Regions from separate parts of the Homo sapiens genome. Here region 1 is linked to region 2. Evidence: read pairs that join two places in POLR2A ChIA-PET (ENCODE). Cell type or tissue: PC-9. All regions are shown on one strand. Each heading gives the region's core, and the rest is flanking DNA. Links, peaks and the distances in the headings are about the cores only.

Evidence for each region. Peaks named below come from ENCODE experiments on the same cell type or tissue, not always from the same donor. Only the 100,000 strongest peaks of a DNase experiment are listed, where the experiment ranks them.
Region 1: POLR2A ChIA-PET joins it to region 2 with 17 read pairs; 3 of 35 experiments call an interaction of 5 or more read pairs at or near these places.

The regions. Positions count from the first base shown.
Region 1 is chr20:47,232,856-47,245,271 of GRCh38, reverse strand. It overlaps ZMYND8 (zinc finger MYND-type containing 8), which reads left to right. Exons shown (of 23, transcript NM_001281775.3): 15 at 6,134-6,514; 16 at 8,756-8,946. Among named protein-coding and RNA genes, the nearest start is that of MIR3616, 72 kb to the right of the region's middle. RefSeq lists enhancers at 10,439-10,939, 12,380-12,416. In PC-9, for the core only: no CTCF peak of the experiment used is centred there; no DNase peak of the experiment used is centred there; H3K27ac peaks cover 541 bases.
Region 2 is chr20:47,593,647-47,606,522 of GRCh38, reverse strand. All of the region lies in intron 2 of NCOA3 (nuclear receptor coactivator 3), which reads right to left. Among named protein-coding and RNA genes, the nearest start is that of NCOA3, 98 kb to the right of the region's middle. In PC-9, for the core only: no CTCF peak of the experiment used is centred there; a DNase peak (open chromatin) is centred at 6,652; H3K27ac peaks cover 1,984 bases.

The DNA.
Region 1 (12,416 bases), core at 95-8,094, 360 kb after region 2:
CCCTCTCTAAAAAAAAAGCAGTGTTCATTTCAAAGGTTTTGATGATTTCAGCTTTGCTTTCCTCCCCTCATGCCACCTAGGCATCTCCAAGTGTATTTTCTTACAGTAGTAGGACAGTATTTGGGTGATTGGTGCCAGAATACTGAGTGCTTCTTAGGGCACTAGAAAATGGAGTATGGTGGATATGTGTATTGGCTTTTTTGGGGAGGGGGGGCGGACAGAATTTGGCTCTTGTCGCCCAGGCTGGAGTACAATGGTACAATCTCGGCTGACTGCAACCTCCGCCTCCCGGGTTCAAGTGATTCTCCTCCCTCAGCCTCCCAAGTAACTGGGATTACAGGCACCTGCCACCACGCCTGGCTAATTTTTGTATTTTTAGTAGAAACAGGGTTTCACCATGTTGGCCAGGCTGGTCTCAAACTCCTGACCTCAGGTGAGCCACCCAGCTCGGCCTCCTAAAGTGCTGGGATTACAGGCATGAGCTACTGCGTCTGGCCTTACTGGCTTTTAATCTTATTTGCATTTAACTTAGCTCAGAGTTTCACAACCTTGCACTTCTGACAGTTTGCCCTGGCTAATTCTTAGTCCTGTGTATTGGAGGATGTTTTCCAGCATCCCTGGCCTCTACCAGCCAGATGGCAACCTTACTTGCTCAGTTGTGGCAGTCACAAATGTGGCAATCAAATATTGCCAAATATCCCCTGAGTCTCAGAGGCTACGGTTATATTCTGAACCAGCAGTGACTACCCCACAGCCTAGTGCAGCCTGGGCATGTTAACAAGCCCAACAAAAGGGGTGTGGGAATGATTGGAAGGATGTCCTTCCCACTGACAAAGTATTCAGCACATTTTTGAGTTGGCTTGGCAATTAGGTTAGAGGATTCAACATGCTCAATAAAGATACTGAAGAATTAACTAAGGGCCCAGAAGAAACATTGCCCCAGGACAAATTACAGGTTGTAGCCATAAAACCTTATGTATGTGGCGAGTGACTTAAGGGATAGCCAGGTTTAAATCTTGACTGTGCCTAACTTCTATCAGGAGCTAACTTGTCAATGAAACCCTTGAATAAGATGTAACTCCATGTCCTTTGGGGTTTCCATTGTCTGGTGGCTTAAAGCAAGTCAGGGATGGGCCTTGAGAATCTTTCTGCTGTGGTTATGGTCAACCTGGGCTGCTCTGGAACCTCAGCTGTCAGAGTGAGAGAGGATTCCTGCAGTTCAGCTAAAGAGAATGTCTGTGAGAGGTACAGTGGAGGAAGAGAGAGATACAGTTACATAAGGGAGGGAGGATAGGCCATCAAACCATCCCGACCCATCTGTTAGATTTATAGATGGCCTCTGAAAAATATGAGTATGTTATGGATTGGGTTTTGAGAGACTGTCTCTGTTGTTGCAGAGAACAATAGGAGTAGCATTTATTTCATGAGGATCGTAGGAATATTTGGGTGCAGATGGCAGTGCTCCTATGAGTGACATATTTATACTGTTCTTTCTTTCTGGAACAGATCTTTTGATTGATTGGTTTTGTGCCCCTACCTCTTCCAGAAAGAATTTGCAACAGATTGACAAGGATACATAACCATATGAAACAAGATGAAAATAAAGACATCCATGTAAAAGGAAAATGAAGGTAGAATAGCAAGTGGTCTGGGGAAAGGTTTTATACAGAAATCTGTACTATTTCAATCTTCAGAGTTAGGGAAGTTGGCTCTGAAAGCAGAATGGGAAACACAGTACCTTAGAAGATCTCATACTTTCCAAAAAAACAAAAAACCATTCTAGTTGATTAAAAGAAGTAGAACTTTTCCTCACATTGATGTCTGAAGGGAATTTCTCCAGGAAGCTTTAGTAGATGGTGGACAATTAAGCTGAAGATGATTCTAAAACACAGTTCAGTTAGAGCAGCTTCCTAAGGCTTGGGGCAAAACCAATTGATCTTAAATTCAGAGCTGATGGTGGTTTGGGTCTTGAAAAATTCTCGTGTCAGACTCCGCTAGAGAGCATCTTTTCAATGATGTGTTTTCACTTAAGAGTTTAGTAAGTGAAGGGCATTTTGGATTGCGCTGTTGTGACCTCCAGCTTACCTTCCACTAGGGATGCAGCTTATGGGTAGAATATGAATCTTCAGATGGCAAAACAGCTTTTATAGCTAATAACCTCAGAACAGAAGCAAAGAGAGCACACTTAGACTCTTCGCTGTGCTTTCACTGGCACATCAGTAATTTCCATCCTTCTACAAAGGGGATGCTAATTTTTCTCTTAAAAAGTCCTTGCTTTATAAATGAAAAACAGTGACCAGTGACAAATTCAGGAATTAAGTAGGTTAATTTGATAGGGCAGCTTCTCAGGTGCTGACCCTTTAAAAAAAAATTCACCCTTTTTTTCCCGCTACAGGTGATTGATTATGTACTCCAGATTTCTGGGACAAATGAAATTTCCTGTAGCCTCATTTTGTCTCCATAAACCATCAGGATTCCTGGAAATTTAAATATTTTGATATCTAAATAACTTCAAACAATTTTGAGCCTGGAATCTTATCGGATTGTATACTCTAGTTCTTTATTTGGCAGAGAGCCAGCTGTGATCACTGCAGAGCAGTAACCCCTCCGCCCTGCTGGCTGTTTGCTTTTGCAAATCAGGAGAGAGAAAACGACCATTTTGCGGTTGCCCTTACGGTGGGGAGACAGGCTAGCTCATCAACAATAACAGTATATTTTTTGGTAATGTGGCAGGAAAGGAAGGCATTGAAGGCACTTACGTGGGTTAGAAGCTCTGCTAAGGCACTGCCCCCTGCCCTCCTCTTAGAAGGGCCCAGTTCAACACCTCATCTCCACCTGGAAGAGGCGGGGACTGTGCCCCATATCTGGCAGGTGGCCCTGGAAGCATCGGAGTTCTTCACTGCAGGAAGCTCTCCTTCCAGACCCACCCCAGGCTCTTGCTGACCAGCTTGGCTGGATTCTCCTCTCTGGGGAAGTACAAGGGCCAGCAACATCTCGATAACCATCGAGAACGCCCTCTGAAGTCGGGATAGTCAGCTTGTCTCTTTCCCTCCTTGGCTTCTTAAAACCCACAGCTTACTGAATGAAAATCCTTGCTGGAGTAATCAGGCTCATGTCTTTTTCTGGGTAATACTGATCTTAAAAAGACAGACATAGGCCGGGCGCAGCGGCTCACGCCTGTAATCCCAGCACTTTGGGAGGCCGAGGCGGGTGGATCACAAGGTCAGGAGATTGAGACCATCCTGGCTAACACAGTGAAACCCCGCCTCTACTGAGAATACAAAAAATGAGCTGGGCATGGTGGCGGGCACCTGTAGTCCCAGCTACTCGGGAGGCTAAGGCAGGAGAATGGTGTGAACCCAGGAGGCGGAGCTTGCAGTGAGCCGAGATCGCGCCACTGCACTCCAGCCTGGGTGACAGAGCAAGACTCCATCTCAAAAAAAAAAAAAAAAGAAAAGAAAAAGAGGCAGACATAATCCTTATTTAAAGGAGTTTGATGTCAGGGAGCATAGTCCAAGATCGGGGTGCTGGCTTGTACCTGGGTGTGGTGTGTGTTCCCCAGATATCCTCTCTGGGGCATAGGCTCACCTTACCGGGGGCTGAGGCCTGTGCATCCATAACTGAGCCACCTTTACAAATGAGCTCCCGTGTGGTCATCGCCTCTACGTGCTGCTCAGTGCTTCTGGCTCTAACCTCCCTTCCAGCCCCTCCTCCCTGCCTGCCCTCACTTACTCAAATGCTCTGTATTCCTAGACATATCTTGGCTGATGCTGTTCCCTCCAGATTCTCACTTTCCGCCTGTTGAAATCCTACCCTTTATTCCCCACCAGCCCAGCTCCTCCAAGATGACATACTCCATATGGCAGCGTTTTTCAAACTTGAGTCATTCACATTCATTGTCTTTCCCGTTCTCAAGTCCTGCTTGTATAATTTTTGACTTTTTTTATTTAAAGAATCTTTTTTTTTTTTTTTTTTTTGAGACGGAGTCTCGCCCTGTCACCCAGGCTGGAGTGCAATGGGGCGATTTCGGCTCACTGCAACCTCTGCCTCATGGGTTCAAGCGATTCTCCTGCCTCAGCCTCCCAAGTAGCTGGGATTATAGGCACACACCACCATGCCCGGCTAATTTTTTGTATCTTTAGTAGAGATGGGGTTTCACCATGTTGGCCAGACTGGTTTCGAACTCCTGACTTCGTGATCTGCCCGCCTCGGCCTCCCAAAGTGCTGGGATTACAGGCGTGAGCCACTGCACCCGGCCAAGAATCTCATTCTTTAAAAATAAAATTAAGCTCATTTAAAGCGGGACACAGTAGCACGTCCCGTGTAGTCCCAGCTATTCGGGAGGCTGAAGTGGCTTGCTTGAGCCCAGCCGGGGTGATATAGCAAAACTCTATCTCTTTAAAACATAAAATAAAATAGGCCGGGCACGTTGGCTCACGCCTGTAATTCCAGCACTTTAGGAGGCCAAGGCGGATGGATCATGAGGTCAGGAGTTCAAGACCAGCCTGGGCAAGATGGCGAAACCCCGTCTCTGCTGAAAATAAAAAAAATTAGCTGGGTGCGGTGGCAGGCGCCTGTAATCCCACGTAGTCGGGAGGCTGAGGCAGGAGAATCGCTTGAACTCAGAGGGCGGAGGTTGCAGTGAGCCAAGTTTGTGCCACTGCACTCCACCCTGGGTGACAGAGTGAGAATCCATCTCAATAAATAAATAAAATAAACTCATTTTATTTACTTTTCATTTATTATTATTATTATTTTGAGACGGAGTCTCACCCTGTCACCCAGGCTGGAGTGCAATGGCATGGTCTCGGCTCCCTGCAACCTCCACGTCCCGGGTTCAAGCGATTCTTCTGCCTCAGCCTCTTGAGTAGCTGGGACTACAGGCGCCTGCCACCGCACCCGGCTATTTTTGTATTTTCGGTAGAGACGGGGTTTCACTATGTTGGCCAGGCTGCTCTTGAACTCCTGACCACAAGTGATCCGCCCACCTCAGCCTCCTAAAGTGTTGGGATTACAGGCGTGAGCCACTGCGCCCGGCCTATTAGTAATATTTTTTGAGACGGAGTCTCACTCACTCTTTCTCACAGACCGGAGTGCAGTGGCGCGATCTCGGCTCACTGCAACTTCCGCCTCCTGGGTTCAAGGAATTCTCCTGCCTCAGTTTCCCACCACGTCTGGCTAATTTTTTTGTATTTTTAATAGAGACGGGGTTTCCCCATGTTGGTCAGGCTGGTCTCAAAATCCTGACCTCAAGTGATCCGCCTGCCTCAGCCTCCCGAAGTGCTGGGATTACAGGCGTGAGCCACCGTGCTTGGCCTCATTTTTTTAGTAAAAAAATTTCCCCTGAAAAAAGCATCTGCAAGTATAAACTCATTTTAGACTTGAACACCACCCAATAAGAACAGTAGCACACAGTATACATAAAAGCTGGTGATAGGAATAAATCCAATCAAAACCAAAGCAATGCTACTCAATCCTAGATCAGTACCATTGCGTTGGGGGAAGGTTCTGGCCTTGGGGCAGAATTTGTTTTCCTGGTATTGTCCTGGCTATCAGTACCGCCTTCAAACTTTGTCCTGGAGGGAATCAGAAGAGATGAAAAGAATACTTTTCTTTCTGGGTGACTGAGTGTTACTGCTTTGGCCATTGGGAGGCCATCTGGCTCTTTGGAGGTATTGCTTTCTACGTTCCCTAGCCAAAGAATTGCTCTTCCTGTCTGGATTGACTTCCGCTGGGCCCTTCTCAAGGTGCCGACTAGATTTTAACTTTGCGAAAAGGGCGTGAACATTGAATCTGTTCGCCCACCGCATTGTCCACTAGGTGTAGGGGAGCTTGAGCGCAGGAGCCGGGTCTTGTTTGCCTCATTCTCCCCTAGAGGTCTTGACTTGTATCTCAGATGTGGGCCGGCGCTCAGTAAAGGAGGCCGCTGCTCGCGGAGATGGAAGACGCCGCAGAAGTGGCCTCAGCGTTAGGTGAGAATGTACTCCTCCAGCGCGGTGTGCTTGGCACGTCGAATTGGTTCGGCATTCCTGGCTTTCATAGGTTTTACCCAGAACTTGGTGGCGTCAAGACCGTGCAGGTGAACCTGAGTGAAATCCGGTTTTTGTTTGTTTTTTCTTCATGCATTGGCTAGTTGTAGGTAAAACTCCACCATCCACGACGGTGGGCAGCCATTCTCCCCCGGAAACACCGGTGCTCACCCGCTCTTCCGCCCAAACTTCCGCGGCTGGCGCCACAGCCACCACCAGCACGTCCTCCACGGTCACCGTCACGGCCCCGGCCCCCGCCGCCACAGGAAGCCCAGTGAAAAAGCAGAGGCCGCTTTTACCGAAGGAGACTGCCCCGGCCGTGCAGCGGGTCGTGTGGAACTCATCAAGTAAGTTTCAAACGTCCTCCCAAAAGTGGCACATGCAGAAGATGCAGCGTCAGCAGCAGCAGCAGCAGCAGCAAAACCAGCAGCAGCAGCCTCAGTCTTCCCAGGGGACGAGATATCAGACCAGACAGGCTGTGAAAGGTACCGAGCCTCCCCTTCTGTTCTCCGTGGCGCCCGCTCCCATTTTGCCACATCGACAGGAGAAAGTCATTGCTCTTTTATTTTTTTTTTTTAGTTCTCGTTTGTTTCCGGGCCATTGTATCTTGAAGGCCTTGCACATTCCATTTGGCATTATTTTTAAAAATTGTTTTGCTACTTGCTTTTTTACTTTCAAAAAGTTTTTTTTGTTCATTTTATAAATGATACATGCATATATTCTCCTTAAAAAGGGGGCAGAAAGTTTTACATAAAAGTCTGTTATCCCGTTTACCTTCCATTTCATTCTCTTCCCTTCCACAGTGGCCAGTATCAACCGTTGTAAAAGCTTTTCTATGCATGTATGCATGTATATGTATATATACATATCTGTATGTATATATGTGCGCATCATGTATATGATGCCATAAAATTAGTCCTTTTTCCCCCCTTTTTTTCTTTTTTAAAACATAAAAATGGTACCATACTTGCTTTTTTCCCCCACCCATCAGCATGTTTTGGAGGTCCATCCACATCAGCACATACAGCCCTGCCTTGTTCTTTTGGACTGCTGCATAGTATTTCATAGTTTATTTAAAGCATTCCTCTACTAATGGGCATTTAGGTTGCTTTCAGTTTTTTTTCTACTGTGAGCAGTGCTGCAATGAATATCTTTGTATAAATTTCCTTGTGCACATGAGGGAACCTCTTGGAGTTATTTTGGAAAAAGTACAGTGCGAGAAGTTGATAGCGAAGGTTACCTTAGTAACTGGAGATTCGTCACACACACAAGATGAGCCAGCCTCAAGAACCACTTGCTGAAGTTGCAGAATCAGAACTCCCACCAGTCCTGCAGGAGGCTCCATCTGGAGCTGAAATTAGGCCAAACACAGTGCTGATCTGACTGGTTGGTACCAGTTTGCCTGGCTTTTGTGAGCATTGATGTAGATCTTTCTACCAGGAAACCTGCATCTAGATCCTCAAAGGCTGGGTTCTTCAACTGAAACTCATAGTGAATGCGCCCCTGTGAGGGGGGCTCATGAGCAGCAGAATGTGAGGTTGAAAGGTGGCCAGGTCTTGAATTGGCCCCCAGTGAAACCCTTCACAGATGGCGAGGGAGTGGGTCCTGAAGAATTGGCCAGGCAAAATTGAGAGTACAGTTGGATTAATCTTGCTATTTAAAAAGTTGGTGGGGCAAAGCCGAGTCTAGGATATTTGAGATTGGGATTGCGGCTTCCTGTCTTCTGTCTTCATATCTCATAAGCAGGAGACTTCCCCAGGGGAGTTTAATTGCTACCAAGAAGAGGGTCGGGCGTGGTGGCTCACACCTGTAATCCCAGCACTTTGGGAGGCCAAGGCAGGCAGATCACTTGAGGCCAGGAGTTCAAGACCAGCCCAGTCAACATGGTGAAACCCCATCTCTACTAAAATGGAAAAAAAAAAAAAAAGCAAAAAACTAGCCGGGCATGATGGCACATGCCCGTAACCCTGGCTACTCAGGAGGGAGGCATGAGAATCCCTTGAACCTCAGAGGTAGAGGTTGCAGTGAGCTAAGATTGCACCACTGCACTCCAGCCTGGGCGACAGAGTGAGACTGTCAAAAAAAAAAAAAAGAGCGCTGCCAAAAAGTGGCTCATTGCTTCAGATTGTCTTACGCCAAAGTAAAGCCTAGTTAAAGGGGTAAAGACCAATTTAAATTGGTAATATGCTACTGTAATAGGGGCAAGAGTCTAGCATAAGCTGAAATTAACTTTGATTTGTACAGGGGTGACTGGACATTTTAAAGGGAGAATGAGGGAGTAGGGATGGGAGCGAGTTGGGCCTCAGTAGAGTCAGGGAAGTTAAACATCTTGATTTGCTAACGGGCACTTCATGAAGTTGGGCCCCTACTCTCCCATAGACACTGGGATGCTGAGGTCCTGTCTTCAGGTGTTGGCTGGAACAAAACTGTCAGTTCTTTTGCCAGCATTGAGTTTTCCCAGGCAGTCGCTTTAAGAGGGGGTTGGGGTCATCCTAGCATGCACTCTTGAGCTCTTAGAAACTGTCAATGTTTGCTCAAGTCTTTCCAGGCCAAGGTTAGGGCCTAGTTGAGAAACCTGGATAGAGTTTGGTCAAGGGGAGCATCTTTGTCATTTAAAAGTAGAAAAGCTCTCAGGATGTCTATTAGGGGCTTTGCTTCTACACCACAGCTTTGTGCTGGGATGGGTCCTTCCCACGTGGGGTAATCAGGATGCTTTGCCTTCCTAGCTGTCCAGCAGAAGGAGATCACACAGAGCCCATCCACGTCCACCATCACCCTGGTGACCAGCACACAGTCATCGCCCCTGGTCACCAGCTCGGGGTCCATGAGCACCCTTGTGTCCTCAGTCAACGCTGACCTGCCCATCGCCACTGCCTCAGCTGATGTCGCCGCTGATATTGCCAAGTACACTAGCAAAGTGAGTGGATGGGAGAGCTACCGTGGAGATGGCAGACACCTGGCAGGATGCCAGAATCTTGGTCTCCCGAGGGGAAGCGTGAGCGTCTTAACCTTGCAGTCTTTAGGGAGTGAAGACCCTTTTTTTTAAAAACAGAATCTCCAAGACCACGTTCTTTAATTTGGGTCTAACAGAGAAATGTAGAATGGACTGAATCTTACTCCAAGTGGGCTTAGATTCTAAAGTCAGTTCATAAAGTGCAAATGACATAATCAGAATTACCTTCGAGAATTCAAGTCACTCATTAAGGCACTGGAACACATGACTGATCCTTCAGTGAACAGCTGACCAGGGGTTTGGTTTGCATTTAGAGCTTTGCATGTGGAGCAGAAGTGACAGAGACTTAAACATGAGACTGGCAAGGTGAGATGCCCACACTTTGATTTTTCCAGGAATCAAGATGGATGGGGAGGGGGACCAAGGGGACTCCCTCTCCCCTGTCTCCTGCCCTCTGGGGCACAGTCCCCATTAAGTGGCATGGTGGGCAGGATTGCCTGTTGTTGGTGAACTCATGGGAACTGTCTCAGCACAGGCCCCTTCTTTTTTTCTCTTAAGTTGCCAAGTGCTTTTTTTTTTTTTTGAGATGGAGTCTCACTCTGTTCCCCAGGCTGGAGTGCAGTGACACAATCTCGTCTCACTGCAACCTCCGCCTCCTGGGTTCAAGCAATTCTCCTGCCTCAGCCTCCCAAGTAGCTGGGACTACAGGCACGCGCCACCATGCCTGGCTAATCTTTGTATTTTTTTAGTAGAGATGGGGTTTCGCCATGTCGACCAGGCTGGTCTCAAACTCCTGACCTCGGGTGATCCACCCACCTCGGCCTCTCAAAGTGCTGGGATTACAGGTGTGAGCCACCAGGCCCGGCCTGCCAAGTGCTTTTATGGTCACTGTTGAATTCAGGTAGATACCATCTGCAGTTCTCAGCGTCATGTGAGAGTGCGCTGGACTGATGTGCTGTGTATCTTGTCATTAGACCACGGTGGTAATAATAACCACCAGAATGTCAGGTCCACAAAGGCAGGAATTTTTGTCTGTTTTGCTCACTGCCAAGGCCTAGAACAATGCCTGGCATGTAGTAAGTGCTTGACCCATAGTTGGGCTTTGTTTTTATTGGCTTCAATTATTATCAATAACTTAATAATAGCTATTGATTTATAATCTACTGAGATTAGTTAGTAAATTACTAAGTAGTTAATAATTTATTCTTTACTGATGAGTAGATTACTAATACTGATGAGTAAACAGTTCTAGTTTTTAGAATGGATGAAAATAATTGAGGATGGTTGTTTCTAGAATTCTTTCTTTTTAAAAAATGCAAACAGGGTCTCATTTTGTTGCCCAGGCTGGTCTCAAACTCCTGGCCTCAAGTGATCTTCCTGCCTAGTCCTCCCAAAGTGTTGGGATTACAGGTGTGAGCCACCACACCCAGCCTGTTTCTAAAATTCTTATAGTCTTAATAATAAAGAGTTAGCTTTATTATATTGAGTTAAGGGAAGAGGAATCTTTTAAAATTCTGAGTGGTGAGAGAAATATATATGAATTTTTTTTTTTACACAAATGAGTTTTCATTGGTCATGTTTCTTTTTATTTCTTCTGTGTAGGTGTAATTGTTATCTATTGCTGCAGAACAAATTACCACAAAACTTAGCAGCTTTAAACAGCACACACCTTTATTATCCTACAGTGTGTGTGGGTCAGGAATCTGGGCATGGCTCCACGGGGCTCTCCGCTTCAGGATCTCTTGCAGTTGCAGTCATGGTGTCTGCAAGGGTTTGGGACTCACACAAAGGCTCAACTGGGAAAGGATCCACTCTCAAGGTCATTTAGGTGGTGGCAGGCAAGATTCACTTCTTGAGGGCAAGTGGCCTGGGCCACCCTCAGTTCCCTGCCATGTGGGCCTCCCCAGCATGGCAGCTTGCTTCATCAAAATCAGCAATGGAGGCTGGGCATGGTGGCTCACACCTGTAATCCCAGCACTTTGGGAGGCTGAGGTGGGTGGATTGCATGAGCTCAGGAGTTCAGGACCAGCCTGGGCAACATCGTGAAACCCCATCTCTACCAAAATACAAAAAATCAGCCTGGCATGATGGCATGCGCCTGTAGTCCCAGCTACTTAGGAGGCTGGTACACGAGACTTGCTTGAACCTGGGAGGTGGAGGTTGCAGTGAGCCGAGATCTTGCCACTGCACTCCAGCCTGGGCTACAAAGCGAAACTGTCTCAAAAGCCAGCAATGGAGAGAGCCTGCTGGCAAGATGGAAGTGACAGGCTTACTTAGGCCAGTCACAGAAGTGACACCTCATTACGTTTGCTGTATTCCATTGGGTAGAAGCAAGTTGCTAGGTCAGAGGGAGGGGATTACAGATGGGCACAAAATATTAGTAGGTTGGGATCATCGGGAGCCCACTTAGAGTTTGCCTACCACATAAGGTAGCAATATGTCTGCATAGCATTTACTCTAGGCTAGATGCTGTCCTAAGCACTTTTTGTATGTTACTTACTCAGTCTTCTTGACAAATTGATGAAGTGTAGGTACTGTTATCACCCCAATTTTATAGATGAGAAAACTGAAGCCCGGTGAGGTTACACAGTGTGTCTAGGGTCACAAGCTAGTGAATGGCAAAGCTGGACTTTGAATGATAGCAGCCAGGCCCTAGAGAGTGTGCACTTAACCTGGCTTTGAACTGCTTTGTGCATTTCAAACAAGCCTGCTGACCACAAATGTTCATGGTCCACAAACTGTTGCCACATGACTTTTATAAGCAACTCCTCTTAGGATTCAGTGTGGCTGTTTGAGCCAGTGGCTGTAACCGCAGCACTTTGGGAGGCTCAAGTGGGAGGATCCCTTGAGGCCAGGAGTTTAAGACCAGCCTGAGCAACACACTGAGATCTTGTCTTTACAAATAAAAAAAAATTAGCTGGGCCTGGTGGCACATGCCGGTAGTCTCAGCTATTCGGGAGGCTGAGATGGGAGGATTACTTGAGCCCAGAAGTTTGAAGCTGCAGTGAGCTGTGATTGCACCATTGCACTCCAGCCTGGGTGGACAGAGCAGGACCCTGTCTCAAAAAAAAAAAAAAAAAAAAAGCCTGGTGCGGTGTCTCACACCTGGAATCCTAGCACTTCGGGAGGCCCAGGCGGGTGGATTGCCTGAGGTCAGGAGTTCGAGACTAGCCTGGCCAACATGGCAGAACCCCGTCTCTACTAAAAATACAAAAATTGGCCCGGTGTGGTAGCAGGCACCTATAATCCCAGCTACTCAGGAGGCTGAAGCAGGAGAATTGCTTGAACCCAGGGGATGGACGTTGCAGTGAGCTGAGATTGCGCCACTTCACTCCAGCCTGGGGGACAGAGCGAAACTCCTCTGTCTCAAAAAAAAAAAAAAACAAAAAAAACAAAAAAAAACATGGGGGAGGTTGTCATGAAAGTGTTAAAGG
Region 2 (12,876 bases), core at 1,929-9,928:
TCATCATGGACAATCCTCAGTGGAAAACTGATTTTTTTTTTTCTTTATGAGCTCCTGGCAGTGAAGAATGCAATGTCTACCTAGGAGCGGAGTCTGGCGCCACTGCCTTAATTCATGGTAAGGTGTCAGCAATTTTATGCATCACCGCATTTCCACCATCGGTGCAAACACCAACGGGATGAAAATAGCAAATAACACATTAGCATTATTATGAGAATAGTCTTAACCATGTAGAACCCTTAAAAGGTTCTCAGAGACTACCGGGAGTCCACGCACCACACGTTGAGAGCCACTATATTAGATTAAGGTTGGGGCTGAGAGCCTGAAACTGGGTCTGGCTTCTCCAAGATACCCCACGTTCATGTAATAAATGTTTTAGGGCCAGGAGCAGTGGCTCATGCCTATAATCCCAATACTTTGGGAGGCTACAGTAGAGGGTCACTTGCCAGAAGTTCAAGACCAGCCTGGGCAATGTGGCAGGACACTGTCTCTACAAAATACAAAAAAATTAGTCAGGGGTGGTGGTAAGTAAATAAAGCAAGTAAGCAGATAAGTAAGTAAATAAACAGATGCTTTAGTATCTACTATCTGCAGGCCTATATAAACAAGCCATGTTGTGAGATCAAAAGAACATGGAGACTTCCTGAAAGGATAACAGAGAAATGCTGCTATCAATCAACACCACCTTATCCCATTGCTCCAAATATAATAATGACAGATAAAATACGAATTTTGTATTAACTTCAAAAGACACAGTTACGCTCAAACATGACAAATATATTTGTGGACCATGACAGAGGGGAAATATAAAGCAATAAATTAATAACTCCATGAACCCAACTGAGCTCCAGGACAAGAAACAAGCAAAGGCAGTCAGGAAATGAAATCATGCACAAGATAAGAAAACCAAAAGCAAGGCTCACAGGTAAAACGAAAAAATCTCATAGGTAGAAACCAAACAAAAAACTCATGAAAGGAAGGTGAAAAAAGGTATTATCAATAGCTAAAGTTATTATTTCAAACTGCCACAGGCAGTTGTAGAGGAAATAAAAGGTACTCTAAATAAATAAAAGGTAATATATACATAATAATAATATATATATGTCTCATACACACACACACACAAACAAAACCTAAGTAATGCATATCACCAACATTGCAATAATATCTCAGAATTAGAATCCTAGATCTAGACTGAAAGCATGGTGTAAATGTATGAAGGCAACAAAAACAGAGGTATAGGTGGCAGGGAGACATACAGAAAAGAACACCAAAATAAAGGGAAAAAAATTATTTCCCACTCAGCATATAAACCATAAACTAAAATCCTAAAGTGTATTTAAAAAGTGAACTAATGGGCCAGGCGTGGTGGCTCACGCCTATTATCCCAGCACTTTGGGAGGCCAAGGCGGGCGGATCACGAGGTCAAGAGATCGAGACCATCCTGGCCAACATGGTGAAACACTGTCTCTACTAAAAATACAAAGATTGGCCGGGGGTAGTGGCATGCGCCTGTAGTCCCAGCTACTCAGGAGGCTGAGGGCAGGAGAATCACTTGAACCTTGGAGGTGAAGGTTGCAGTGAGCCGAGATCTCGCCACTGCACTCCAGCCTGAGTGACAGAGCAAGACCCCACCTCAAAAAAAATAAATAAAAATAAAAAATAACTGAACTAAGGAAGATAGTCAAGAAATTCATCAATATCAAAAGATGAATTCAATGCTTAATAAAAATCTTGAAATTGGTTTAAAATAAATGTTTATGATCCTTAATGAGATAAAGAATTGGCCAGGCACAGTGGCTCAAGCCTACATTGCCAGCACTTTGGAAAGCTGAGGTGGGAGGCTCACTTGAGCCCAGGAGTTTGAGACCAGCCTGGGCAACATAGCAAGCTCCCATCTCGATTTTTAAAATAATAATTGAAAGCCATTACGAATGATAAAAAGAAACAGAAGAATAAATGGATGTTAAAAGAACTATAAGCTTTCACGAATTATAAATAATTTGAAAAGATAGTATCATCAATTATCCACAGCCAAACTCTAGACAGACATGGGATACTTGTCTGAAACCAAGAATCAATAGACAAGGTTAATTCCTAAACTGGACACACAAGCACACATCATTAGTGAACAAGAAAACAACGAATCCAACTTAAATGAAGCATAGTGAAGAGGGGAAAAGAACACAGACTTAACAGCTGATTTGAGCTCAGCATGACCTTACCAAATTTACATCTCTGAAGCTCAATTTCATCTTCTCTAAAATGCACATCCATCACCTTTACAAAGTTGTTGAGAGGATTAAAAACCACAGGTAAAACAAAACCTCAGTGATGTCTGGCAAATGGTAGGCTCTCGAAAAATGGCTCCCTCAAGAACTGTACCATTTACAGACAGAATCAAGGTAATTAAGAAAAATGGAATTTGGCCTCTTAACTACAAACAGATCTACAACCTAGTTTACAAAAAAAGATATTTGTGTTTTCTAATTCCTATATTACTGATACAGACAGGAGACAGGGAAATACTGGGTAGAAGAAGGCAGTTCCCTGGCAAAGGCCCCACTCAAGCCTGAAAACCCATGACCCTAAATGAGAACAAACATTCCTGTTTTCATGCCTAAAAGTTGCCTTTTGACCCACCACGCCCCCATATCCTGTACCCATATAAACCCCAAGCCCCCGGCTCCACAAGGAGACAAACAGAAGAGCAGAAGAATGGCAGAATGGCACGGCAGAGAAAGAAGAGAAGGAACATCTGAACACCAAGAGGAGTTCGGCTGAGGACGGTCAGAGAGGAGATGGGCCACTGGATGGCCAAATTCCAGGGGAAGATCATTTTCCCACTCCATCCCCTTTCCAGCTCCTCATCCATCCAACTGACAGCCAACTCCATCACTCAATAAAATCCCCACATTCACCATCCTCAAGTCCGTGTGTGACCTGATTCTTCCTCGATGCTGGACAAGGACCTGAATACCAAGAAGGCCCTGAGCTGTTTAACACTTAAGCCGTCCATGGTCGGCAAAGCAAAAAGAGCATACTGTAACACATGCCTACTTGGGCTTGGGGAGTTGCAGACTCCCACCCCTGGACACTCCCATGAGAACAGAGCCCAGGGGCACTCGCCCCAGATCCTGCACCTGCCTGCACGCATGCTCCTCCTCCCAAAAGGGGTTTGAGAGCACGGAACAGATGAGCCACAGCCCTGTCGCACGTCCTGTGAGGGGGGTCAGGGAACTCTCCCATTTAATTAGCTGAATAAATTAAGCAAATTGTCTAAATCTTGGTGCCTACAGGAGAATTTAAGAGATGTCTCTTGAGAAATACTAAATTCTCAAAGATGCTAAGATCTTCAAATGAAGTTTTGGTAGTGGTCTTGAATTGTTCTTATGGCACTTAAAATGTTTTCTAAAAACCTCTCTGATATCATACACTTCTCTGTCAAAAGAATTTGTAGAAACGGAACTCTTATTAGGAAAGGCATTTGGGTTACAAGTGACTAAGGATTACTTCTTCCTTGAAAAATCATGTTAACGTTCATAACTTATCGCTCTGCAATTTTTTTTAATCTAAAGACACTGGCAATTTAGCCTAAAAAAAACCCTTCACTATTCATCACTCTTAATAAGATGGCTTCCTTTCCAACTGCCAAAAGGAAAATGGAAAGAAACTCAGGCTTCTCATATTTCAAATAAAATTAAGAGAGAGCTATTTAAGTATGGAAACACCAACAGTTTAGATGGTACCTTCACACCACAAACTAGACTTATCAAAAACCTAAGTAAAAATTCTCATACACAAAAATAAATTTCAACTTTCTTCTCAGCGCCTAGGAATCAAAGCCTTAAACTACTGAATCATGTCTGGAAATGAAAAGACAGTAGGATTACAGCTGTGCATGGCCAATTTATCTTCTGAAGTCAAAGCATTTCTCCTGTTACCTTGCAGCAAGTCAATGTGATCTGCATATAAATATATTAAATGGTCACAGTATCTGAAACCTATACCAACCACAAAAGGTGTTATTTTAATTAACAAGTTGGCAACATTATGAGCTTTACAGTTTTATTCTAGAATTCTTTTTGAATTATCACAATTTAAAGAAAATTTTTAAAGGCTAAGAACTCAGACTAACAATTATGCCATTCCAATTCTATTTATGTCACCCTCCAGTAAAATAGCCCTATAAATAGCTTGGCAAAGAGAACAGCAATATAACAATAGTTGGTTTAGAAAAAAGTTAATTTCTACCATTTAGTCTTCTACAACAGGACAAAATTTTATGGTAATGAAATTAAAGAAGGGCCAAATCAAACACTATATAACAAAAGGGCTATCTGGAATGTGTTACATTATTTGTAATAGCACAGAAACTATAAAAGATAAATTCCATGTAAATGAATGAAGTAGCCTGCATTGCTGATCTTCCAAATGCTTGTGTACTCATATAAGTTTAATATATTGAGCTCATTAAAGATTTACACTTAGTTTCTTATATTAATGATAAGCAATACATGATGGAAAATATATTTAAAGCTTAGGAACATATGTTGAGCATGTGTGCACATGCAAAGCTTTCAAAGTTGCTTTAAAATGTGAAAATGAATATGGCTCCCCCTGTTATCCTTGATAAATGTCAGCTGTCATGTACTCATGTCCAATACATACTATTTTTCACAGAGCAGAGACCCAGAAAACGCAATTTTGAACCCACCAGCTGCATGTAATGGTTATACATAAGCAAATTCTATTTGAGGTCAGAAGTTTAAAGGTTTTCAATATCAACTTCTAAATAATGCAGGCTTTATATGTTAAATATTACACAGATTCAAAAGCATACTCCAATTAGAAGTTTTTGGAAACAGACAAAATCGTAAGAAGGCAATTACTCTAAAAGTTTGGCACATGAGATAGGCTCATTTATAACAGTGATACAAACTGGACTATTTGTACAGCAGTTCACCTTTTATTAGATTATTGAGCTGATATTTAGGCTAATTCTATTTCTTAATTAAGTTACAAAATTAAGTACTATAAAGCTATATTATTACCGATCTAACGATTTTCATGTCTATATCTGAAAGCTTAGCAGAAAGTAAACCGCCATAACCTTTGGTCTTTGCTATGGTTTGAATATAGTTTATCTCCACAAAACTCATGTTGAGGCTTGGTCCGCGATGTGGTATTCGGAAGTGGTGCCTTTAAGAGGCAAGTAAGTCGTTAAGATGGATTAATGCCTTTCTCACTCCCTTGAGTTCTTGCTCCCACAGGTTTGGACTAAAGAGTGGGTTGTTACAAAGTGAGACCACCTCTTGTGTTGGTAACTTTGCACATGCCTGCTTCCCCTTCCTCTTCTCCACCGTGGTGTTACGACATGGCACAAGGCCCTCACCAGAAGCTGACCAGATCTCAGACTTCCCAGCTTCCAGAATCATGTGCTAAATAAACCTTTCTTTTATAAACTACCTAGTTTCTAACCCTAGAAGACCAGAACACTAGAACAGAACACCAGAAAGCAGACTAAGACATTCTTTGACTTTAATAATAAAATACAATTATCAATAGGAATTGTCTTTTGAAAGCATCCCCTGTATAGTATGTGACCTATACTTAAAATAAATTACCTTTTACAGTAAGTTGTCATATGAGCAACACTAAATTCAAGATACAATTTTTGAATTCTATCTTTTTTTTTTTTTTTTTTTGCCAGGGACAGTGGCTCATGCCCGTAATCCCAACACTTTGGGAGGCCAAGGAGGGCAGATAGCTTGAGCCCAGGAGTTCGAAACCAGACTGGGCAACATGGCAAAACCCCATCTCTACCAAAAATACAAAACGTTAGCTGGGTGTGCTAGTGTACGCCTGTAGTCCCAGCTACTTGGGTGGCTTAGGTGGCAGGACTGAGCTTGGAAGGCGGAGGCTGAAGTGAGCCGAGATCACACCACTGCACTAGAGCCTGGGTGACAGACTGAGACTCCATCTCCCCCAACCCACACGCCCGCCAAAAAAAAAAAACACATTTAAGCTTTTAAAATTATAAATGCGGCCATGCGCGGTGGCTCACGCCTGAAATCCCACCACTTTGGGAGGCCGAGGCGGGCAGATTGTCTGAGGTCACGAGTTCGAGACCAGTCTGGCCAACATGATGAAATCCTGTCTCTACTAAAAATACAAAAAATTAGCTGGGCGTGGTGGTGGGCGCCTGTAGTCCCAGCTACTTGGGAGGCTAAGGCAGGAGAATGGCGTGAACCCGGGAGGTGGAGCTTGCAGTGAGCCAAGATCGTGCCACTGCACTCCAGCCTGGGCAACACAGCAAGACTCCATCTCAAAAAAAATAAAAATAAAAAAATATATATATATAAAATATATAAAATACACACACACACACACACACACACACACACACACAAAGGAAGTGAGAGAATTAGCCATCAGATCATCTCAAGTAAAATAATTGGAGCTTTTCTACTTGTATATACTGCACTTAACTAACTAGTCCTAAACAGCAGATCCACCAGGATTATGAATTTTTTGGTGAATTTTTTTTAAACTGTAGTTATAAACTTGAGAGCAAACATTGATTTCTGGAGGCATTGCGCAAGATAGCCATAAATATCTCACAAATGTTTAGTGGACAAACAGGAAGTGGAGATGGATCTGGGTATGGTCTTTTTAAGAATGCAATCTTTTCAATGTAAACTTTCTTGACACATGAAAAAGATATGCTGCTGGAATTCATATTGACCATATAATTACAGGATGACCTCTATAAAAAGACTGAATAAGGTTTTTTAAAATTTGAAGTGAGTGCAATTAACATCTTATTTTTGAAATCTAACAATGTTTGAGATAGGAAACCTTTTGAGATCAGTGTCATGAGGAAAGTAATATTTTTCCATAAAATTTCTGTATGACATCATAGTGTTCTTAGCAGTTTTGCATACATCAGCTAGATTCTTTAACAGCTTTACTGAGATATTAATTCACATATTATATGCTTAAAGTGCACGACTGGCTTTTAGTATATTTCAGAGTTGTGTAACTCTCACTGTAATCAATTTTAGAACATTTTCATTATCCCAAAAAGAACTCAAAATCCCTTAGCTGTTATTCCCCCCTGCTCCCATTCCCACCCCCTCAACCTCATATAACCCAACCTTCCACCTATTCACCCCTGCCCTTGACAACCACTTACGTATTTGCGTCTTTATGGATTTACCTATTCAGGACATTTAATATAAATGGCATCACACAATATCTAGTTCTTTGTGACTGGCTTCTTTTACTTAGCATAGTGTTTTCAAATACATCAACATTGTAGCACATATCGGTTCAGTCATGCCTAGCTTAATGACAGGGATACATTACGAGAAATGTGCCTTCATTCCATTTCATCATTGTGCAAACATCACAGAGTGTCCCTTAACAAACCTAGATAATACAGCCTAAATCTAGGCTATATGGTATAGCCTACAGCTCCTACGCAACAAACCTATACCTATACTGCATGTTAATATATTGAATAGCGCAGGCAAGTGTAATACAATGGTATTTGTGTATCTAAGCATATCTAAACATAGAAAAGGTACAGTAAAAATACAGTATAATCTTATGGAACCACTGTCATATATGTGGTCCTATTCCTTCATTGACTGAAACATTGTTATATGCTACATGACTGTACTTCATTGCTTTTTATTTCTGGCTAATACTTCACTGTATGGATACACCACATTTTATTTATGCACCTATCAGCTGATGGAAATTTAAGTTGTTGTTCTGCTACTATGAATACTGTTGCTATGAATATTTGTGTGTAAGCTGTGTGATTATGTATATTCTTAAATGAGAAATCATGAGCACTAATAATAAAAATAGGTTTCAGCCAGGTGTGGTGGCTCATGCCTGTAATCCCAGCACTTTGGGAGGCCAAGGCAGGAGGATCACTTGAGGTCAGGAGTTCGAGACCAGCTTGGCCAACATGGTGAAACCCTGTCTCTACTAAAAATAACAAAAATTAGCCAGGCATGGTGGCACGCACCTGTAATCCCAGCTACTCAGGAGGCTGAGGCAGGAGAACCGCGTGAACCCAGGAGGTGGAGGTTGCAGTGAGCAGAGATTGTGCCACGGCACTCCAACCTGAGCGACAGAGCGAAACTCCATCTCAAAATAAAATAAAATAAAAACAGGTTTGATAATACATGTAAATGATGCTTCCAAAGTTCGCTAGTAAACAGTAAAGAAGCCAGGTTCTTTTTTTTTTTTTTTTTTTTGAGACAGAGTCTCGCCCTATCGCCCAGGCTGGAGTGCAGTGGCGTGATCTTGGCTCACTGCAAGCTCCGCCTCCCACATTCACGCCATTCTCCTGCCTCAGCCTCCAGAGTAGCTGGGACTACAGGCGCCCGCCACCACGCCTGGCTAATTTTTTTGTATTTTTTAGTGGAGATGGGGTTTCATTGCGTTAGCCAGGATGGTCTCAATCTCCTGACCTCATGATCCGCCCACCTCGGCCTCCTAAAGTGCTGGGATTACAGGCGTGAGCCACCACGCCCGGCAGAAGCCTGGTTCTTTAAAAACATTTATTCTAAAAATCTAAAAACCAATCATGGAATCTTAACTATGATTAATATGTTAACGGGCTCTAATGGGGAAAGCAGACAACATGCAAGAAGAGATGGGTAATGTAAGCAGAGAGATAAAAACTCTAAGGAGGAATCAAAAGGAAAGGTTAGGCCAGGTGCGGTGGCTCACACCTGTAATCCCAGCACTTTGGGAGGCCGAGGCCGGTGGATCACCTGAGGTCAGGAGTTCAAGACCAGCCTGGACAATATGGAGAGACCCTATCTCTACTAAAAACACAAAAAGTAGCTGGGCTTGGTGGCGAGTACCTGTAATCCCAGCTACTCGGGAGGCTGAGGCAGGAGAATGGCATGAACCCGGGAGGCAGAGGTTACAGTTAGCCGAGATCGCACCACTGCACTCCAGCCTAGGCGACAGAGCGAAACTCCATCTCCCCCTCCCAAAAAAAAAAAAAAAAGCACAGGTTAGAATCAAAAAAGACTAACAGAAATGCAAAATGCCTTTGATGGGCTCATCAGTAGACCAAACATAGGAGTGGGAGACCAGAGAGCCTTAAGATCAATACAAACTCCCCAAAACTGAAAAAGAAAGAGAAAATGAAAAAGAAAAGAATATCCAAGAATGGTGGGACAATTATAAAAGGTGTAACACACACAAAATGGGAATACTATTCACATGAAATTTTAGAAAAGGTAAAACAGTAGTGACATAAAGCAGACCAGTTGGAGGTTTCTTCTGGTTGCTAGGGACCAGTGGAGATGACTGATTGCACAGAGGCACAAAGAACTTTAGGGAATGGTAGAAATGTTTTATATCATGACTGTGGTGATGGTCACATTTGTCAAAACTCATTAAATTGTAAATGTAAGGTTGGTAAATATTTTGTATGTATATTATGCTTTAATAAAGTTGGTTTTTTGAAATCAAGTACTTAAGGAAAATTACAGTGCTTATTGCTAATCCTATGATAAATAAAAAGTGATATGAAATAACTTAGCTAATAAAACAAGAAACAATGTATAAAACATTTCAGTAAGAAAATTTACTTTTGGCTTAGTATGGTGCCTCACACCTGTAATCCCAGCACTTCAGGAGGCCGAGGCAGGTGGATCGCTTGAGCTCAGTTCGAGACCACCCTGGGCAACATGTTGAAATCCCCATCTCTACCAAAAATGTAAAAATATTAATTAGTCAAGTGTGGTGGCAAGCGCCTGTAGTCCCAGCTACTCAAGAGGCTGAGGTGGGAGTATCGCTTGAGACTGGGCGGCAGAGGCTGCAGTAAGCCAAGATCATGGCACTGCAGTTCAGCCTGGGCAACAGTGTGAGACCCTGTCTAAAATTTAAAAAAAGAAAGAAAATTTACTTTTTCTAAAGTAGTACCACCACATTGAAAGCAAATATATTAGCAGTTAAAATCAAGTTTGTTTAAAACTTTAGAGCAATAAAAATATTTTAAACGAGATACAAAAAATGATCATTGCAACGTTGTTCACACTTCAAAAGCTAGAAGAAACTCTAATGTTTATCAATTGCAGATTTGAAAAATGAATTCTAATGAAGCCATGCAAAAGAATACAATACAGGGATGGTAAAAATGAATTATACACAACATGGTTGGATCTTACAATTTAGAAAGCCACCACATTACATCCATTATATTTTTGGAAAGCTAAAAAAAACAAGAAAACTAAACATTGTTCAAGGACACATCCAAATGAGACTTTTTCAAAGTTTTTTAAATGAAGTTAATTATTAACTCAAAGATAGCTGTGACTTCAAGGATAGAAGCAGGATGACTTCGGGAAGAAAGATTCAGGGAGCAGGTACACTATACGAACTGACCGTCCCGTTCTTCAGTTCAAGGAGTGGGTTCAAGAATAGCCTTCAAAGTATACTTCATAATTCAAATAATATATACTCTTTATTTATATAAAAATAATGTGTAATTTTAGTGTTTAAAGTAAAAAATCACTATGTGAACAAATACTTGCTCTAACATCTGAGTGAGGTATTGTGATAAATGCATTCCACTTATTACTCCCATTTAATCCTCCTGACAGCCCTATGAAACACAGAATAGTGAGCTAGATGAAAGTACAGTTCAATATTATCCCTACTTCACTTGAAAACACTGAGACATCGAAAGGTAAACTCAACCCAAAGTCATACATCCAGTAAGTGGTGGAGCTAGAAATTAAATCCAAGTCATTCTAACTTCAGAGCCAAGCTTTTAACCAATCCCACCAAAAAATTAAAAAAAAAAAAAGCCTTATGTCATGGCATCAAATATTTTATTTTTTTCATGGAATCTCAGTAAAGCCACATCACTTACAGCTATTCTAACAGTTTAGATAGAACTGGCCTTACTGGACTTCCAATAATAAATCACTCTTTTCCAGCCACACCAAGTGGAAGATCCCACCAGTCTAAAAAATTTAAAACCAGTTATAAATCACGGTCCTTTGCAAGTTAAGCGCCAGCCAAGGACTGTAGATTCTTGACCTATCCCTATAGATATCTCCTGTAAAAAATTATTTTAAGGCCAGGCGTGGTGGCTCACTCCTGTAATCCCAGCACACTTTGGTAGGCCAAGGCGGGCGGATCACCTGAGGTCAGAAGTTTGAGACCAGCCTGGCCAACATGGTGAAACCCCATCTCTACTAAAAATAAAAAATTAGCTGGGCATGGTGGTACGTGCCTGTAGTCCCAGCTACTCAGGGAGCTGAGGCAGCAGAATCGCTTGAACCCAACAGGCAGAGGTTGCAGTGAGCCGAGATGGCGCCGCTGCACTCCAACTAGGGTGACAGAGTGAGAGTGTCTTTAAAAAAAAAAAAAAGGTCATTTTAAAGGCTGGGCGTGGTGGCTCACACCTGTAATCCCATCACTTTGGGAGGCAAAGGCAGGCGGATTGCCTGAGGTCAGGGGATCGAGACCAGCCTGGCCAGCGTGGCAAAATTCCATCTCTACTAAAAATACAAAAATTAGCCAGTCGTGGTGGCGGGTGCCTGTAATCCCAGCTACTCAGGAGGCTGAGGCAGGAGAATTACTTGAACTCGGAAGGCAGAGGTTGCAGTGAGCTGAGATCGCGGTACTGCGCTCCAGACTGGGCGGCAACAGCAAAACTGTCTCCAAAAAAAAAAAAAAAAAAAAATCAGGTATTCTGCCCACCTCAGCCTTCCAAAGTGCTGGGATTACAGGCGTGAGCCACCGTGCCCAGCAATATCATGAAGACTTTCATCTTCTCTTTTTTTTTTTTTTTTTTTTTTTTTTTTTTTGAGACAGAGTCTCGCTCTGTCGCCCAGCCTGGAGTGCAGTGGCACAATCTCCACTCACTGCAACCTCCACCTCCCAGGTTCAAGGGATTCTCCTGCCTCAGCCTCCTGAGTAGCTGGGATTACAGGTGCCTGCCAACACGCCAGGCTAATTGTTTTGTATTTTTAGTAGAGACGAGATCTCATCATGTTGGCCAGGCTGGTTTCGAACTCCTGACCTCAAGTGATCTGCCCACCTAGGCCTCCCAAAGTGCTAGGATTACAGGCATGAGCCACTGCACCTGGCCAAGACTTTCATCTTCTAATCTGACTGGTTATCACGCATCTTGAGTGGTGTAACAGCAGTTAGCAGGTAACTAAAAGGTTCCGTAATGTAGAATCTGATCCGTCAATCATAGAAAATTAAAGCTGGAAAGAACCTGAGATTATGTGTAAAACAAGTGAACTGGTCATTATGAAGAAAATGATGCCAAGATGAGACTACTACTCTTCCTAGTTCCCATCTGGCAACATGTGTTTTCTGGCTTTAAATATGAGAGGTGTTATATCCAAGGCAAAATCAACAAATGTTGATTTTTATACATAAGGCAATACAAACCTAAAAACAATTCACTTAAGTTGTTTGGTTTTTAAGTAATCGTTGCCTTATAGGATTTCTATGAATTTGGTTCATATTTTAATTAGAAGGCATGAATGCAGAATTTATAATTAAAATGTTTACCTTTAAACTTTAGAAATTTAATTTCAAAATAAACTGAAGGAGAAATATAAATATACGGTTACTACAACTAAGAATGTCATTCTTATGCCAGTAATTCTTTTCCCATACTACTAATTATCTTATAAGGTTCTAACAGAACTTTAGAAACTAGAATTTTAGGAAAATGTTTATATAAAGGCACTTGATAATTATCCTGGCTTAGTAATGCTTTCATTCCTTTACCAAACTTTATAATGTTCTTATTTTAACTAAGATGACACAAAAACTGGTTTAAAAATTTTCATGAAGTTAAATCCATCA